Regions from separate parts of the Homo sapiens genome. Here region 2 is linked to region 1. A link is an interaction called in ENCODE POLR2A ChIA-PET data of the cell type or tissue named here. Cell type or tissue: PC-3. All regions are shown on one strand. Links, peaks and the distances in the headings refer to the core of each region. The heading gives the core; the rest is flanking DNA.

The links. ChIA-PET counts read pairs that join two places held together with the same protein. Peaks named below come from ENCODE experiments on the same cell type or tissue, not always from the same donor. Only the 100,000 strongest peaks of a DNase experiment are listed, where the experiment ranks them.
Region 2: POLR2A ChIA-PET joins it to region 1 with 14 read pairs; 2 of 35 experiments call an interaction of 5 or more read pairs at or near these places.

Annotation. Positions count from the first base shown.
Region 1 is chr17:31,581,814-31,593,205 of GRCh38, reverse strand. No RefSeq gene overlaps it. Among named protein-coding and RNA genes, the nearest start is that of MIR365B, 12 kb to the right of the region's middle. In PC-3, for the core only: no CTCF peak of the experiment used is centred there; no DNase peak of the experiment used is centred there.
Region 2 is chr17:31,934,838-31,942,837 of GRCh38, reverse strand. It overlaps SUZ12 (SUZ12 polycomb repressive complex 2 subunit), which reads right to left and starts at 5,831. Exons shown (of 16, transcript NM_015355.4): 1 at 5,318-5,831; 2 at 2,506-2,552; 3 at 2,352-2,416. The coding sequence starts at 5,591. RefSeq lists an enhancer at 5,155-5,740 and a silencer at 5,481-5,940. In PC-3, for the core only: no CTCF peak of the experiment used is centred there; no DNase peak of the experiment used is centred there; H3K4me3 peaks cover 2,331 bases; H3K27ac peaks cover 470 bases.

The DNA of each region.
Region 1 (11,392 bases), core at 1,312-9,311:
TTTCAGGGTATATCTTCAAAAGAACTCTTCCTTCCAAAAAACAAAGCGCCATAATCACAACAAACAAATTAACAATAGTTGCTATTATTATCAAAGAGCAGGTCAATGTTCCAATTTGTAATTGTCACACAGTTGCTTTTTGACAGTTTGTTTAGATTTTGATCCAAATGAGGTCTACACATTACAGTCGTCAGTATATTCTCTGAGTGTTTTTGGGTCTAGAGGTTTTGCTTTGTTTTGTTTTTGAGACAGAGTTTTGCTCTTGTTGCCCAGGCTGGAGTGCATTGGTGCGATCTCGGCTCACTGCAACCTCTGCCTTCCAGGTTCAAGCGATTCTCCTGCCTCAGTCTCCTGAGTAGCTGGGATTACAGGCACCCACCACCACGCCTGGCTAATTTTTGTATTTTTAGTAGAGACGGGGTTTCACCATGTTGGCCAGGCTGGTCTCGAGCTCCTGACCTCAGGTGATCCACCCACCTTGGCCTCCCAAAGTGCTGGGATTACAGGTGTGAGCTGCCACACCCAGCAAGGTTTTTGTTTTGTTTTTGCTTGCAATTTATTTACTGGAGGAAACGAGTTGTTTGTCTTGTGGTATTTTCCTCCATCTGGGTTTTGTGGATTGCTCCCCTGTGGTGTAGTTCAACATGTTCCTCTATCCTCTGTTTTTCCTAAAAGTTGGCAGTTGGAAGTAGAGGCTTGATCAGATTCAAGTTATAGATAGATAGATAGATAGATAGATAGATAGATAGATAGATAGATACACACACACACACACACACATAAGACCATGTCCTTAGCTGGCATCAAATTCTTCTATTAGGAGGCACATAATGTCCAATTATTTGTTCCTGATGTTAGCAGCCATGGAAGCTTCAAGCAATTAATTCATTAAGGACTTCAGAATGACATTATATTTCAATCATTCAGCATTTATTAGCTGGAATCCATCTATAAAAGAGACTTCCTCTCCTCTATGATTTGGTTACATAGTGATTCTGTTTGAAAGGGACTTTTGTAGTTGATCAGCTCTCTCAAAGGACTGCTAGGGTAAGTGGGCCAGAGAGGGCAAGTCCCTCACTAAAGGACACACAGCAAATTGGGAGCAGGGCAAGAACTCAAACCCAGGTCTGCTGCTTCATGCGCAGCACTGATCTGGAGGCTGCACGGTGGAGCAGGAATCAGGCCTGGACTTGAATCTAGGACCTGCCATTTATAACCAGTGGCCTTTGGGCAAATCTTTCAGCCCTGATGCTTCTCTGTAAATGTAGGGATAATCCCATCTCCTTGACACAGCCCCAGGTTCACCAAGGTTAGTTTCCTCTTTGTAAGAGGGACTTGGAGAAGCCCAGTCTGACCTCCCAATGTGAGGTCCATTCACCAAGTCAACCCTCAGGTTCACAGCCTTTCCCTCTTACTTTCTATGGCTGCTTCCGGACCTGCCTAAGGGCCCTCCCAGGAGCATAGCCCTGGCCAAGGAGAGAGACTATTTCTCAGAAAGCACAGGCCTCTCCCAGCAAATGGTGAGCTCAGAACCAGCTACATATTTTATGGGGCCTTTTGTTCAAAATTATTAAGAATTTCAACATGGTGAAAGCATAAACAAAGCACAGAACCCTTTTAGTGGTGGGCTCTGTTGTGACTGCGTGAGTGGCAGGCCCACAGAGGTGGCCTGGGGTGAGCTCTGTCCCCGCTTGTGTTTGAAGGCATGTGGACACACCTCATTCGACTCAACAAAACTTGAGTGTATAAGTCAGGACACATTGGCCATAACCAACACAAACCCAAATCAAACTAGCTTTGGCTAAAAGAGTTTACAGTAAACAGCGTTTCATAATCATAGTCCTGTAAATGTTGTTTCTTGGGAATCTTTTGAGTCGACCTGTTGACAAAGCTATAAACATTTATTGTGGAAGGCTGGGCGTGGTGGCTCATCCCTGTAATCCCAGTGCTTTGGAAGGCTGAGGCAAGAGGATAGCTTGCATAGTAAAACCCCAGTCTCTACAGAAAATTAAAAAACTAGCAGGCGTGGTGGTGAACACCTGTAGTCTCAGTTACTAGGGGAGCTAAGGTGGGAGGATTGCTTGAGCCTGGGAGGTCAAGGCTGCAGTGAGCTATGACTGCACCACTGCACTCCAGCCTGGGAGACAGAGCAAGACCCTGTCTCAAAAAAATAAATAAATAAAATAATAATAAATAAAATAACCAGTCCGGGTGCAGTGGCTCACACCTGTAATCCTAGCACTTTGGGAGGACGATGTGGGTGGATCACTTGAGCCCAGGAGTTCAAGACTAGCCTGGGCAACATAGGGAGACCCAATCTCTACAAAAAATACAAAAATCAGCCACACATGGTGGTGCATGACTGTCATCTCAGCTACTCAGGAGGCTGAGATGAGAGGATCGCTTGAGCCCAGGCTTGCAGTGAGCCAAGATCATACCACTGCACTCAAGCCTGGGTGACAGAACAAGACCCTGTATCAATCAATCAATCAATCAAACATTGTGGAGAAGAGAATGTGAATGTCAATAACACAGACAATACAAAAATTATACCTGACAGCCGGGCGCCGTGGCTCACGCCTGTAATCCCAGCACTTTGGGAGGCCGAAGCAGGGGCAGATCATGAGGTCAGGAGATCGAGACCATCCTGGCTAACAGTGAAACCCCGTCTCTACTAAAAATAGAAAAACAAAATTAACCACGCATCCCAACTCCCTATAAGAGCTCCCGGTTGCAGTCATCTCCACAGCTGTCATACTTGTACCTTGGTGGTACAAGGTACAAGTGGTGTACAGTGTACAGTGGTGGGCACCTGTAGTCCCAGCTACTTGGGAGACTAAGGCGGGAGAATGGTGTGAACCTGGGAGGTGAAAGTTGCAGTAAGCCGAGATCACACCACTGCACTCCAAGCCTGGGCGACAGAGTGAGACTCCATCTCAAAAAAAAAAAAAAAAAAAATTATAGCTGGCAGAGATAGGGTGTGAACAAGCAGATAAAATGGTAAGGGCATCCATATTTATTCTTATTCTAAAAAGGGTGGGAAGACAAAAAACACTGTCTAAAGTTGAACAAAAGAAATAGACTTTTTTTTTTTTAAGACAGAGTCTCACTCTGCCACCCAGGCTGGAGTGAAGTGGCGCCATCTTGGCTCACTGAAAGCTCTGCCTCCCAGGTTCAAGCGATTCTCCTGCCTCAGCCTCCTGAGTAGCTGGGACTACAGGTGCGTGCCACCACACCCAGCTAATGTTTGTATTTTTTAGTAGAGACAGGACTTCGCCATGTTGGCCAGGCTGGTCTTGAACTCCTGACCTCAAGTGATCCGCCCGCCTCGGCCTCCCAAAGTGCTGGGATTTACAGGTGTGAGCCACTGTGCCCGGCCAGAAATAAACTATTAGATATAGGTCATCAGTAGATGACCTACATGTACTATACATTTCAAAGTTGAGGGGGTTAGGAGGGTAAATAAGCTAAATCCTCATGTACCTTACAGAAAAGTTGATGGCTATTGGTCTAAAGTTATAAATCAAGAAATAGGTGTGTAAGCATATGATCTAGTAACTGGGGTAACTACAGAAAAAAATACAAAAGGAAATGTGTGAAACAGCTTGTGTCTGGAGTACAGCTGGGGTAAAGCGGGGAGAATAGGGCAGAAGGCTGGGGATTTTCTTTATAAGCTCTTTTGTGCTATAGGGGCAGCATTCCAAATCCACAAATCCGAAATCCAAAAGGCTCCAAAACCTGAAACATCTTGAGTGCCAACATGATGCGCAAAGGAAATACTCATTGGAGCATTTTAAATTTTTGGATTCCGGGTTTGTGATGTTCAGTCCGTAAGTATAATACAAATATTCCAAAATTTAAAAAAAATCCAGTATCTGAAACACTTCTACTCCCACACCTTTTGGGTAAGAGATATTCAACGTGTATTTGATTTGTTACTATGCTCTTGTATATTTTGATAATAATAAGGTAAAAAAGGGATGGAGTTTATTGCCTCATATAAGCCAGACACAGAAAGGCAGAGGGGCTAATAATCTCAGCTGACTGCTTCAGGGCCTCATTCTCTCAGGCTCCACCATACAGCCACTGGTAGCTCTAGAATCAGATTTTTCAATTTTTTTTTTTTGAGATGGAGTTTTGCTCTCGTCACCCAGGCTGGAGTGCAACGGCGCAATCTCAGCTCACTGCAACCTCCGCCTCCTGGGTTCAAGCAATTCTCTTGCCTCAGCCTCCTGAGTAGCTGGAATTAGAGGGCCCGCCACCACACCTGGCTAATTTTTGTATTTTTAGTGGTGACAGGGTTTCACCATGTTGGCCAGGCTGGTCTCAAACTCTTGACCTCGGGTGATCTGCCTTGGCCTCCCAAAGTACTGGGATTGCAGGCGTGAGTAACCGTGCCTGGCTGGAGTCAGATTCTTAACAGCTCATGATCCAAGGGGAAAATTCCAAATATTCCAGAAAAGGACTCTGATTGGATCTCATGTCCAGCCCCTGAACCAAACCTGGGCATGATTGGGTCACCAAGATCATGTGACCACTGGGTTACCAGGACGGCTAAAATGCTCCAGGACCAGATAGAGTGATAGGGAAGCAGTTCTCTGAGCAAAGAGAGTGCTACTATTAGAAGAAAGAGAGAACAGATGCTGGGGACAAAAATCAACAGAAGCTCATGACACTGGGACTCTACCATGGGCCTGTCCCTGGTACAAGGTACAAGTATGACAGCTGTGGAGATGACTGCAACCGGGAGCTCTTCTAGGGAGTTGGGATGGGAGATGTAGACAAGGAAACAAATCACTGTTATCCAAGGGTGAATGTGGAAAGAGCCACAACATCCACAGGAGGTTCTATGAGAGCTAATGGACAATCAGCCACTGCCCACTGAGACGTCTTATGAATTCCAAGGACCAGACGGTCCCTGCTACAGCACAATTATGGGTTCGGATTCCATTTCTGCTCAGGGAAATTACTTCACTTCTCTGAGCCTACTTCTCCATCAGTATGATGCAACAGTGATTCCAAGTCGGCAGTTGTTATAGATTGGCTTGGGAAGCTGAGAGCTTGGCACGAGGTAGACATCTACCTCCCAGGGTCCCAGGGCCACCCATCCACATTGCCAGCTTTTTCTTCAACACTAGCTAAGGTGCATTAATTTCAATTTAGCTTATAGCCAAAATGTCCTTCTTAGAGTTGTTTCATTATCTGGTCTGTAGGATACTAGAAAATTATCCAAATGCCTAAGATAACCTGACTACACCAAAATTGTCAGTGTAATCCCCATTAGAACAGGTGCTCCCTGAAGGCAGGCAAAATAGTATTCACGTTTGCATCTTTCTCTAGTACTTAACAAAATGGACACTCATTCATAAAGATTTTTTTAAATCAAATATATGAATAAAGGGATGAATGAGGCCCTAGAAAGGATACTTTCTAGGAAAATTGTGAAATTGTAAAAACAAGAGATCAGTTTGCCAAGATAGACTCCTGGCAGCCCCTCCTCCTAGCTTCGGAGGTCAGCTAAGGATAAGTGGAGAGCAAGTGTGTACCCTGGCATGGGGACTGGGAGGCAGGGCGCACTGGACCAGACAATGGACAATGGGCCCACTGCATTTGTTCATTCAACAGATGTTTACCAATCACCTGCCATCTGCCAGGCACCTGGGATACATCAGCAGCAAAGAGAAAAAAACTCACCCTCTGGGACCTGATATCCCGGGCATGATGTGTGAAGAGCTGCGGTGGCCCCTGAAGGAACCTGGCCTATGCATCCCCGTGGTTGCATCTTCCCATCGATGTGTTTCTAATATTAGTTGCAATAACCACAGCGATCATTCATAGGGAACCTACTGTATTAGTCAGGATCATTTCGGTTTTAAGTCACAGAAACAACTCAAACTGCCTTAAGCAAATAAAAAGGAAAATGTTGATGTCTTCATTCCTAAAATTACCAGAGATTAACTAGCTTCTGGCCTGGCTGGATCCAGGAGCTACAAAGACATCATCGGGACTCTGCGTCCTGTGCTGGCTCTTGCTCCACTTCCTTCTGACTTCATTCTACTGACTTCATTCTCAAACAGCCGAATAGTAAAAATGGCCTCTGGCAGCTGCAAGCCAATGATCTCAGCAAAGAGCAAGTACCTCTTTCCTGATCGTTCCAGCAAACCTTTGGGGCACTGTTACAGTGCCTGGCCAGACTTAAGTCCCATGCCCAGGCCTGAGCCAATTCTTGGAGTCAAAGCCTGGGATGTGGTGATTGAACTTGGATCTGGTGGCAGGCCTGGGAAGGGGGTGTAGAAGACAGCACCATTTACTCAGTAGGGACTGAGACTGGGCCCCAAAACTGGGACTTATTGGAAGACATGGTGAGGCACAGGCAGCCCCAACAATGCCCGCTACACTCATGCACCAGGCACAAACTAAGTTAAGCCCTGCAGAGGTCCTAGGCAGTGAGAACATTCTTAATCCTATTTTTCAGACTGGGAGACCCACTCAGGGAGGCAGACCCACTCAGGGAGGCAGAGTACCTTGCCAGCATCTCATACCTCAGTGGAGGATCAGGGAGTATGGATTCTTTTATACCAGGCAGAGAGGTTAGTGGGGAGGCCATAGCCTCTGAAATACAGCAGAAGATCAGAGAGTATTTGACTGATTAAATGTAGTGAATGGAGGGGAAGACAGCAAGGGGAATAATCTCTGATGAATTTGGCACCATCCTGGCCCCCTATCAACTCTCCCATCCCCATAGTAATGATACATAAATCACAGATAAAGCTGGTGCAGTGGCTCATGCCTATAATCCCAGCACTTTGGGAGGCCAAGGAAGGAGGTTCACTTGAGCCCAGGAGTTGTAGACCAGCCTGGGCAACACAGAGAGACTTCGCCTCTATTGTTATCTTTAAAAATAATAATAGACCAGCCTGGGCAACACAGAGAGACTTCGTCTCTATTGTTATTTTTAAAAATAATAATAAGGCTGGACGCGGTGGCTCATGCTTGTAATCCCAGCACTTTGGGAGGCTGAGGCAGGCAGTTCACTTGAGGTCAGGAGTTCGAGACCAGGCTGGCCAAAATGGGGAAATCCCGTCTCTACTAAAAATACCAAATTAGCTGGATGTGGTGGTGCATGCCTATAATCCCAGCTTCTTGGGAGACTGAGTCAGGAGAATTGCTTGAACTCGGGAGGCGGAGGTTGCAGTGAGCCAAGATGGCGCCACTGCACTCCAGCCTGGGCAACACAGCAAGACTCCATCTCAAAAAAAAGCAATAATAATAAAATAAAAATAAAAAATAAATATATCACAGATAGTTATTCATTTATTCACATTCCCACACATCTATCCTCTGGTTCAATGTTTGCTGAGTAGAGTAGGGCAGATCCTGGAGCCAGGCTGCCTGGGTTCACTAGGAAATATCCTTCGGCAAGGAATTAATTGCTGAAGCTTTAATTTGGAGGTTGAAGCTCCACAGGGCAGGAATGAGGGAACAGAGGAGTGAAGTACGAAATTGATAGGAAGCAGGGCAAGACGATGGATAACCACACGGCTGCCACTTCACAGCAAGCAAACCTTGGCTCCAGGAAGGGAGAGAGAAAGAAGGAATTTACCCTCCCATTTCCTATTGCTCAAAGGTCATCCCATAGAACTCTCTCGCCCCCACCCCACTTCTGGGTTGCATTCTCCAGCCCCTTTAGCAGCCATGTGGGAGCCAGGTCCCACGTCCTCCTGGGATGTGGTCTCAGAGAAGTCAGGCTGGAAAAGCAGCTGGTCGGCTTTAGCTGTGGAAACAACTGCGGGGACCCCATGGAGTCCTTCAGCCCTGGCTGTGGCCAAGGCCCAGCAAGCAGCCAATGGTCTGACGGGTGGGGGAGCTGCGAGGATCTGATGAGGCAAGCAAGATGCATGTGACACAGCCACATTCCAGCCAGGCCTTAACTTCTCCGAGCCTCAGTTTCCTTGGCTGAAGCATCTGTGAAATGGGCAGCTGGACTAAACTGAGATTGCCAACCTGACATCCTCCAGACCTCTGGGAGGAGTCCATAATTTGTTGGTGCCAAGCTCATCATCATCATCATCATCATCATCATCATCATCATCATCGTCCTCTTTGCCTACGGCTGGAATGATTTCAACTCCAGGTCCTTCCCTTGGCTTGTGTAGTGATGGAGCAGTCAGCTGAGACAGTGAGTTGTGCATATGCCTTGAAGAATACATTTGGGGAAGTGGATTCTGGCTTCCTGTATGGGGTTTAGTAGATATTATCTTTCAAGCCCTGGAATCCACAGGGGGAAAATAACATTGGTCTAGACAGGTGAAAGGTGAGAATTATGGCACATGATCATTGGCACATGGTAGGCACCTACCTCTCAGGGTCCCAGGGCCACCCACCCACATTTCCAGCTTTTTCTTTAACACTGGATAAGATGCATTAATTTCAACTTAGCTTAAGGCCAAAATATCCTCCTTAGAGTTTCGGGGAAAAATTCCAAATATTCCAGGGAAGGACTCTGATTGGATCTCATGTCCAGTCCCTGAACCAATCCAGGGTGTGATTGGCTCACCAAGGTCATGTGACCACTGGGTTACCAAGAAGGCTAAAATGCTCCAGGACCAGATAGAGCGATAGGGGAGCAGTTCTCCAAGGAAAGGGAGTGTTACTATTAGGAGAAAGGGAGAACAGACGCTGGGAGACATCTTGACAGTCCCTCCCAGCAATGATGTTCTTGGCTACCAGGATTCCATGAGCACCTTCCAAGCAGTCCCAAGCTCCATTTATGAAGGGACACCCAAATACCCAAAAGGAGAAAGGTGCCATTCCTCCAGCTACCTCACTGGTCCAGCTGTGTTCCCTGCACCAGCCCTAGGTTCATCAGCCATGTGACCTTGGACAGGTCATTCTACCTCTCTGACCCTGTTTCCTCAACAGTAAAATGAGGCTGATGTCTAGATATAAAAATTGAAACATACGCCCATACAACGAATGAAAGAAACATACGTGAATGTTCAAAACAGCCTTAGTCATAATAGGCAATATCTGGAAACAGCTCAAATATCTGTCACCTGATAAATGGCTAAACAAACCGTGGCACACCCATACAATAGAATAATAGAATGCCTTCCAGCAATAAAAAGGAACGAACTACTGAGATGCATGCAACATGTGGATGGGTCTCAAAAACATGCTGAGTAAAAGAAACCAGACACAAAAGAGTACATGCTATATGATGACCTTTACATGAAATTCTAGAGAAGGCAAAATGAATCTGCAAAACAAAGGCAGATCAAGGTTGTCTGAGTCAGAGGGATTGGTCATAAAGGGGATAAAGAAACTTTTAGGGGCAAATAAGAAATATTCCACATCATGATTGTGGCAATAGTTACAAGGGTGCACGCATTTGACAAAACTTATGAATTATACACTTACGGGTGGGTTTTGTTACATGTAAAGTATACCTCAATAAAGTTTATTTTAAAAAATACAAGACCAAAGAAAAACACTGCCTGTATTAAAACCCTTTCTGTGACAGAAACCCAACTCAGGCTGGTTTTAGGGAAAAAAGGACAGGCACACTGGCTCGCACCTATAATCCCAGTGCTTTGGGAGGCTGAGGTGGGAGGATCACTTGAAGCCAGGAGTTTGAGACCAGCCTGAGCAACACAGCAAGACCGCATCACTAGAAAAAAAAAAAATTAATTAGCCGGGTGTGGTGGCATGTGCCTGTGGTCCCAGCTACTCAGGAGGCTGAGACAGGAGGATTGCTTGAGCCCAGGAGTTTGAGGTTGCAGTGAGCTATGATTGCACCACTGCACTCCAGCCTGAATGACAGAGCAAGACCCTGTCTCTAAAAAAAGAAAAGAAAAAAGAAAAGGAAAAAGAAAAAGGAAAGGAAGGAAGGAAGAAAAGAAAAGAAAAAAGAAAAGAAATGTATTGGCTCACAAAATCAGGTTAGTCCAGGCTGCAGCTGGTTTCAGGCATGGCTGGATCCAGGGGCTCACTGATGTCTGGATCCATACTCTCCATCTCTTTGTTTTGTTTGTTTGTTTTGAGATGGAGTCTTGCTCTGTCGCCCAGGCTGGAGTGCAGTGGCATAATCTCAGCTCACTGCAAGCTCCGCCTCCTGGGTTCATGCCATTCTTCTGCCTCAGCCTCCCAAGTAGCTGGGATTACAGGCACCCGCCACCATGCCCAGCTAATTTTTTTGTATTTTTAGTAGAGATGGGGTTTCACTGAGTTAGCCAGGATGGTCTCGATCTCCTGACCTTGTGATCCGCCCACCTGGGCCTCCCAAAGTGCTGGGATTACAAGCCACGGTGCCTGGCCTCATCTCTTCATTTTCTTTCCTCTTTGTTGGCTTTGTCAAGTTGAGGACAGGATGGCCACCAGCAGTTCCCAGCCTACATCCTATCAATACAGCAACTCCCTCAGAAAAAGAATGCTTCTTTCCCCATAACTGCTGCAGATGTCCCATGGCAGAGTCTCAGGACTTGGCCTCCAGGCCTGGAACACATGCCAGTGTCTAAAGCCAGGGTTTGGGGTTGGCCACACCAGAACCCCAGAGATACAGGGTAGGGGAGAAGTGATCTCCTGAAGTTATTAACAGAAAAAAGAGGTATTAAAAGAGGTATTATCAGAAGGGGGCATGGAAAGCCAACAGATGGCCACCTCATACCCAGGGAGTAGTGTCAGCATACACCCCTACCTCCAGACAATTCCACATTGGCCAGACTATCAGGGACAGACCTCAAACCCACGCGGGCCCAAGGCTGCTTTTCCGTGACATCACAAACTCTGCCTATTAGCTACAAGAATCAAAACAGAAAGTAAGCACTAATTGCTTCCCCACCAGTCCAGCCAAACAGAAAGCCCTTCCTGCCTGTGCTGGGCTGTCTGCACCCCAAGGAAGCTGGCAGGGGAGGGAGCAGTTCCACATCAGCCACTCTGGCCCAGGCCCAGCAGGAGTGCCTCGGAGCTGACGGAGTCCGGGCTTATAGGACAAACCCCCTAGAGGGGAAGATGCCTCTGTGGGCGCTGGGCCTCAGCAATCTAGACCTGATGGGAATCCAGAGCAAAGAGGTAAAGCTTCAGTTTTCCAGTCCAGAGCCACTGTCCCAATACTTCACCCAGGGAGGAGACTGTCAGGAAAGGTTGTCCTTGCAGGGTCAAGGATGGAAGGCACCATCCTCAGGCTGTGACCCAAACTTCATTTCCTGAGCCGTGTGGGGCAACCACCATTCACTGGGCATCTTCCCCATGCCAGGCATCACTGAGTTCTCTGCTGAAGTGTACTCCTGGCCGGGAAGGGAAAGGCAGCCACAATTTCTTGTATCTATTTGGAAGAAGCCTAGAAAGTACCCACATTCCTACAGGGAACTATGGCACCCATCAAACAAATGAG
Region 2 (8,000 bases), core at 1-8,000, 350 kb before region 1:
AATATAATCTTGCACCTAGGACAAAAAACTTGCATTGATAATTATGTATGGTTAAGTACTAAATGTTACACAGCAAAAATAAGCTGTCTTCCACCTCCAGACCCCACTTTAAAATCTAATGATTTAAGACTTCATTGTTTTTAAAAAACCTTCATCCTATTGATTTCAAAAGTGTTTCCCCTTCAATAAGACCACCACCAAGGCCGGGCGCTGTGGCTCAGGTCTGTAATCCCAGCACTTCAGGAGGCCACGGTGAGTGGATCACCTGAGGTCAGGAGTTCAAGACCAGCCAGGCCAAAATGGTAAAACCCCAACTTCATGAAAAATACAAAAAATTAGCCAGGCGTGGTGGTGGGCACCTGTAATCTCAGCTACCTGGGAAGCTGAGACAGGATAATCCCTTGAACCCGCGAGGTGGAGGTTGCAGTGAGCCAAGATTGCGCCATTGCACTCCAGCCTGGGCAACAAGAGTGAAACTCTGTCTCAAAAAAAAATAAAAACAAAACAAAAAAAAAACCAAAGATATAAAATGAGACTTTCTGAACCCACCATTACAGGACCTAATTCAAATTACACATAATAATCAAAAATTAACTTAAATTTTACGTAACAAATATAGTTACCCTGAGCCCTTTAGTAAATATTTAAATCCTCAACTTCTATCAAACTTGAAAATAACCAGCGGAGGCCGGGCGCAGTGGCTCACGCCTGTCATCTCAGCACTTTGGGAGGCCAAGGCGGGAAGATCTTGAAGTCAGGAGTTTGAGACCAGCTTGGCCAACATAGTGAAACCCCATCTCTACTAAAAATACAAAAAATCAGCTGGGTGTGGTGGCGGGAGCCTGTAATTCCAGCTACTCGGGAGGCTGAGGCAGGAGAATTGCCTGAACCCGGGAAGCGGAGGTTGCAGTGAGCCGATATCGCACCACTGCACTCCAGCCTGGGAGACAAGAGCGAAACTCCATCTCAAAAAAAGAAAAAGAAGGTCAGGCTGGGCATGGTGGCTCACTCCTGTAATGCCAGCACTTTGGGAGGCCGAGGCAGGCGGATCCTGACGTCAGGAGATCGAGACCATCCTGGCTAACACAGAGAAACCCCATCTCTACCAAAAATACAAAAAATTAGCCGAGCATGGTGGCACGCGCCTATAGTCCAAGCTACTAAGGAGGCTGAAGGAGGAGAATCTCTTGAATCTGGGAGGCAGAGGTTGCAGTGAGCCGAGGTTGCGCCACTGCACTCCAGCCTGGGAGACAGAGCGAGACTCCGTTTCAAAAAAAAAAAGGCCAGGCACGGTGGCTCATGCCTGTAATCCTAGCACTTTAGGAGGCCGAGGCGGGTGGATCACCTGAGGTCAGGAGTTCGAGACCAGCCTGGCCAACATGGGGAAACCTTGTCTCTACTAAAAATACAAAACTTAGCCAGCTGTGGTGGCAGGCGCCTGTAACCCCAGCTACTTGGGAAGCTGAGGCAGGAGAATCGTTTAAACCCAGGAGGCAGAGATCGCAGTGAGCCGAGATTGCACCATTACACTCCAGCGTGGGGGACAAGAGTGAGACTTCTCTCAAAAAAAACACCAAAAACAAAACAACAACAACAATAAAAAAAAAAATAAGGAGGCTGAGGCAGGAGAATGGCATGAACCCAGGAGGCGGAGCTTGCAGTGAGCTGAGATCACGCCACTGCACTCCAACCTGGACAGACACTCTGTCTCAAAAAAAAACAAACAAACAAAAAAAGAGAAATAACCCATGGCACAGAGTAAAAATATAATCAGTAAAATCACTTTATTCACTTCACTACTAAAATCAGTTTTGTTTTTTTTTTCTTTGAGGTAGAGTCTCGCTCTGTTGCCCAGGCTGGAGTGCAACGGCGCAATCTCGGCTCACTGCAACCTCCACCTCCCGGGCTCAAGCAATTCTCCTGCCTCAGCCTCGCAAGTAACTGGGATTACAGGCACACACCACCACGCCCAGCTAATTTTTGTTTTAGTAGATACAGGGTTTTCCCATGTTGGCCAAACTGGTCTCGAACTCCTGACCTCAAGTGATCCGCCCAACTTGGCCTCCCAAAGTGCTGGGATTATAGGTATGAGCCACCACACCCAGCCTCATTTCTATTAGAGGATAAAAAAAAAAAGCTAATAACAACCTGAGACTTACAAAGATTATACTATAGAAAACCACTGTGCAACCAATTCAACCAGTCACTCTCTCACTTCAGTTTTCATCTTAAATCTTTAGTTAGAAATAGTACTTATTTTTGTTCGTTTTTTTTTTTAATTTTGAGAAATAGTACTTTAAAATAAAACTAACATGGTTTGATCAGCTTGAAATAAGATTCATAAAATGTACCTTTTGATGTTTGTTCTGGAGTTTCGATGAGACATGTAAGTAAGAGTTCTGTGCAAAAATATTGGCTACAAAAAGAGTTTTAAAAATGTTAAAATTGAATACAGATGCAGTTATAAGAGAGAAATAATATTGATGAATTTTGTTGACTACTTACTGCTATGAGATTCCGAGTTCGAAGAAATCTATAGATCTGTGTTGGCTCTAGGTAATAGGAAACAAAATCCAAACATGATCTAAACTTACTTGTCAGAAAAATATCAACCGAGACCATGTTATAATCAATATAAACTTATCATCTGCTATGGAAATCACGCACTATTTATATCGCACTAAATATTTACATCAAGAAAGTATGCACAGTAAGATCAAAAGGTATTCAATCAATGGCATACATTCACAAAGTTCATCTATGCTTTTTATACTGAAGGTTCTCTACAATATTTTTCTTAAGCCTTTCTAAGATAGTTATTGTTACCGAGCAGAACTCAAGAGAAGTAGTTGTACTCATTTAACTTAGCTAATTTAAACTATTTATTACCGATTTTCTTCCAAAAAGCAGCTGTAATAGGCAGCTGGAGTCAACAAAAGAACTATTGATTGATGCCAAACAAGATGAAAATTTCACTTTTTAAATGGTCACTTAAAAAATCTGTAGTCAGCCGGCCAGGCGCAGTGGCTCATGCCTGTATTCCCAGCACTTTGGGAGGCCAAGGTGGGCAGATCACCTAAGGTCGGGAGTTCGAGACCAGCCTGACCAACATGGAGAAACCCTGTCTCCACCAAATATACAAAAACAGCCAGGCATAGGGGCGGCGCATGCCTGTAATCCCAGCTACTTGGGAGGCTGAGGCAGGAGAATCACTTGAACCTGGGAGGCGGAGGCTGCCGTGAGCCGAGATCGCGTCATTGTACTCCAGCCTGGGCAATAAAGAGCGAAACTTCGTCTCAAAAAAAAAAAAAAAATTGTAGTCAGCCAAAACAGAATCCTAATACATCCTAATACAGATATGATGACATCCTAATACAGATCCAGACATTCCTAATACAGGTATGATGAAAGTCAGTCAAGATTTTTTTTTTCTTTTTTTGAAAAGGGGTCTTGATATGTTGCCCAGGCTGGTCTCAAACTCGTGGGCTCAACAGATCCTCCTGCCTCAGCCTCCAGAGTAGCTAGGATTACAGGTGGGATCCACTGCACTCAAAAGTCAGTCAATATTGAAATGAATCTCGGACACAAACTGCAGCAAAAATTCTCAATAAATATTCCTAATTATAATTTAAAGTTGTATCTATTTTGTTCAATATAAATATTACCTCAATACATTTTTTACACAATTGACAGGTTCACAAAACAGTCTTTCTAACGCTTAAAATGAGTTGAATTAAATTTCAAATTAGTTAAAATGTAATTTGTTATACAGGACTTAAGTCGATGAAAAATACATATACTATTATATCAGTTACATTAATGACCTATTAGTGTCACGTTAGGTCATTATACAGCAGTATCAGAATAAACCAAATAGAAATAACTATGTGAATAATTACATTCAAGTATTTAAACTTTCCAGTAAACAACTTCGAGTTGTTTTATGACCAGATCTAGCTCTTAATGACACTTGACTTCCCTGAGGTCGACTCATCAGAACGCAAATAGTTAAAACTTTCTTGGAGGATGTGTCTTAACATTCAGAAAGAACTTTTAAAATTTCCACCTAAATCTTCAATTGGTTTTATTTTAAATTAACTAAAGGGAGATGAGATACTTTAGAAGGGGTACAAACAAGTATCATTATTGTCACCACTGCCCTTCAGTTCTACATCCTATTTCCAATTAAAGCCTCTCTAGATATTTCAAAGTATACTAAGAAATACGTGAATAATGTGAATCTCTCTGAAGCAGGTTCAATATTCGTTTCCATAAAAACTGAAATTCCTTCTATTAAGTTCCAATTAGAATTTCATGAAGCACTAATGAGAGAGAATGAAGGAAGGGTATTAAACAACGTAATACGTCTTTCTAAGCACAGCTGATACCATGCCCTTAACATATGCCACAGTGAAACTGTAAATAAGGACACTGGGCGGTAGAGCCAAGTTTATTCAAGTTTCTGTAAGATTATTTAGCTATTAAAGATCACCCAAATTATAACACACAAAAGCAAAAAAGGGAACCAATCAGGATATAACATTCCTTAAAGAACAATCAGGATTATTCATAGTCACGATGTTTTTAATAAATTCTATTGTTTGTTTCCAGACACCTTGCTCTCCTTTCCAAATAAGTCAGTTTCACCTTCCAGACAGAACTTAGAAACAGAAATTGACGCAAGAAAATGTTCTGTAAGCCAGGTAGAAAAAGCAGAATTCCGGGGTCGTCTCCAGAGAAGATGCTTGACCACTCTCTGGCTCAGTTTACATATCCACAAAATGGGTGGATAGATTTGAAGGGTTTTAAGCATCCAAAGGTGCCATAGGAACCTGCAGCACCAAGTTAGCGCGAAGGCATTTCAGACTAAGGACACTTTCTTCGGTTCCACTGCACTCATCCCTTCACAGGCTTCATTTTGCCCCTCAAAAGCTACAACCGAAACCCCTGTATTTCTAGAGTCCGAAAGGCATGAAAGAAAACAAGAACCAGTCTCGGGATGTGACTGCGGCTCAGTTCAACTGCTACCTCCTCATCTAAAAGCCGCCTGCTCTGAACGTGGGGCCCCAGTCCCGAGCCTCTTGCGTCAATCTTGGGGGAGTCAAGAACCCGCCCGGACCCTCTTTTCCAGCTCTCCCAAGGCCCTGGACTCCGGATCCCCTGGAGACGTAATCTCCGAAAGGGGGACATCCCCTCAATTCCTCCCTCCACTACCACACAAGTGGACTCCCGAGGAGGAAGGGGGCCCAGCAGAGTGTCCCATCCCCGGTGTTGGCAGAGTGGGTCTTCCTGCCCTCAAAGCCTCGCACACACTCACTCTCAAAGGCCTGGAGGAAAAGCTCGTGGTCAGCCTGGACGTGCTCCATTTTCGGCTTCTTCACCGGTAACACCGCAGCCCCCGCCGCTGCCGCCGCGGAGGAGGAGGAGGAGGCCGAGTAACTGCCACCCCCTCCACAGCTCCCGCCGCCGGATTTGCCGCCCGAAGCCGTCGCCGCCGCCACCGCCGCCGAACCCCCGAAGCCGCCTCCCCCGGACCCCGCGCTGGGCCCCGAGCCGCCCCCTCCCCCACCGCCGTGCTTCTGAGGCGCCATCGCGGTTCCTGCCTCCTCCCCCCGCCAGCTACCCGCCGGGCGGCCCCGGAGAGCAAGCGCCTGCAATACCAACCGCTCGCCCCAGCAGGCTCCGGCGGACCGAGGGGGGAAGGAGGAGAGAGGGGAGGAGAGGGGAAGGGAAGGGAGGAGGAGAGGAGGGAAGGAGGGAGGAAAAAAAAAGTGTCTCCTCAGAGCCCCGCTCCGCTTCGGAGGCCGCTCACCCTACCCTGGCCTCGCTCCGCCCACTTCCCCCGCCCGGCGCTCTGATTGGCCGGCGGGAGCGCGCACCGCCGGGCCGCCCAGCCCGTTGGCCCGCGGATTCCCCCGTCAGTCACGCGGAGGCGCTTCTCGCGGAGGCGCGGCTTGGTTGGCCCGTGCGCGCTGCCGATCGCGGGCCCGGCCGCCTCTTTGAACTGAATTCGCGGGAAAATTAGGGGTCGGAGCGGCCTTCCTGCTGGCCCCGGTGCATTGTGGGGAGAGAAGGACCCAGCGAGCGGTTTAGCGAGTCTAGATCCTTAGTTTGTTGCCCCCAAACACCGTAAGAGTGGTCAGAGAGGTAAACTGGTTGAGAAGTACTTACATACACTCTTCTCTTCTTTAGGATCTATACCTTTTCAGCTCAGAAAGCTGAGAAGGAATCCGGTGTTTTGCGAGTCTTGCTTTTTTTTTTTTTTGAGACGGAGCCTCCCTCTGTCGCCCAGGCTGGAGTGCCAGTGGCGCGACTTCGTCTCCCTACAACCTGCGCCTCCCGGGTTGAAGCGATTCTCCTGCCTCAGCCTCCAGAGTAGCTGGGATTACAGGCGCTCGCCACCACGCCTGGCTAATTTTTTGTGTTTTTAGTAGAGACAGGGTTTCACCATTTTGGCCAGGCTGGTCTCGATCTCCTGACCTCGTGATCCACCTGCCTCGGCTTCCCAAAGTGCTGGGATTACAGGCGTGAGCCACCGCGCCTGGCCAGGTCTTGCTTTGAACGATAGACACATAGGCCCATTTCAGTCTTCTGGCACAGATTGGTTTGGAGTTGAGCTAATGATTTGAATTTCAGGTTGGACAAGATGATCTCTAAGGATGTTCTTCCAATTTTTATATTACGTTAAAATTTCAAAAATCCCAACCTATAAACATAGAACCATTTCATACTCTAAACAGCATTTTTTAAATGTCTACTTGGGTTCTCTATAGTTAACTGCAAAACACTGTTTACAAAACAAGTGTCTCTGGAATGGTTATTCAAGTTGTTTACAAAACTAGTTATCTTTGTAATGATTAAATACCTAAAGTACAGGTTTTATCAAAGCCTTTGCTACTTAAGAAAGTGATCTCTGCAAATGACGTATATAGTATTTGGCATTTCAGGAACACATCTGAAATTAGGTATACCTTCTTACCTGAAATAAGGAATGCCTGTTGTTAAGGACAAGCTATATTTTATATTCAGACAAAAAGTTCAGAATCCCCTCTTGTTTGTTACACTATCCTCTGTAGTCTTTTTTTTTTTTGAGACGGATTCTCGCTCTGTCACCCAGGCTGGAGTGCAAGGGCGCGATCTTGGCTCACTGCAACCTTGGCCTCCCGAGAGAAATACCAGTAAGTTCTCTTGGTAACAAAGCCACAGGCACTGCTAACACTACTATGATTTGTCACCTATTAGTAGTTGAAGGAGATGCTAAATTCTAGCTAGAGGTTAGTGTAAATAAATATATATATTTTTTGTCATTCAAGTTCTCAGACTTCCTGAAGCCTGTTCAAGTTAAGAACCTTTGTGTTATAGCAGCAAGTCTTTTTCTTTCTACTTTACTGTTAAGCTCTTGGGGCACGGATGATGGATGCTTTGGTAGCTGAGGTGTCTATCACTGTGCCTGGCATAGAATCAGGATTCATCCAATGAGTCTTGATGAATAAAGTTGGACACCAGCGCACAAATATAAATTAGGATAATAATGACTGAGTGCTTACTATGTGCCAGGCAATACTTTAAGTTTTTACAAGCTTAACATTCAATTCTCACACCAATCCTCTGAGGTAGACATTTATTAATATCTCCATTTCATAGATGAGGAAATAACAGCAAGACTTGTTAAGAAGCTTGCACAAACCGGGATTTTTAACCCAGGCAGTGTCTCTGGAGCCCTCATGCTTCACTATCATGCCAGAAAAATAAAGAGTTTTGTTTGTTGTTATTGTTGTTGTTGTTGTTTTGAGATGGAGCCTCACTCTGTGGCTCAGGCTAGAGTGCAGTGGCACAATCTCGGCTCACCGCAACCTCAGCCTCCCGGGTTCAAGTGATTCTCCTGCCTTAGCCTCCCAAGTAGCTGGGATTACAGGTGCATGCCACTATGCCTGGCTAATTTTTTGTATTTTTAGTAGAGATGGGGTTTCACCTTGTTAGCCTGGATGGTCAGGATCTCC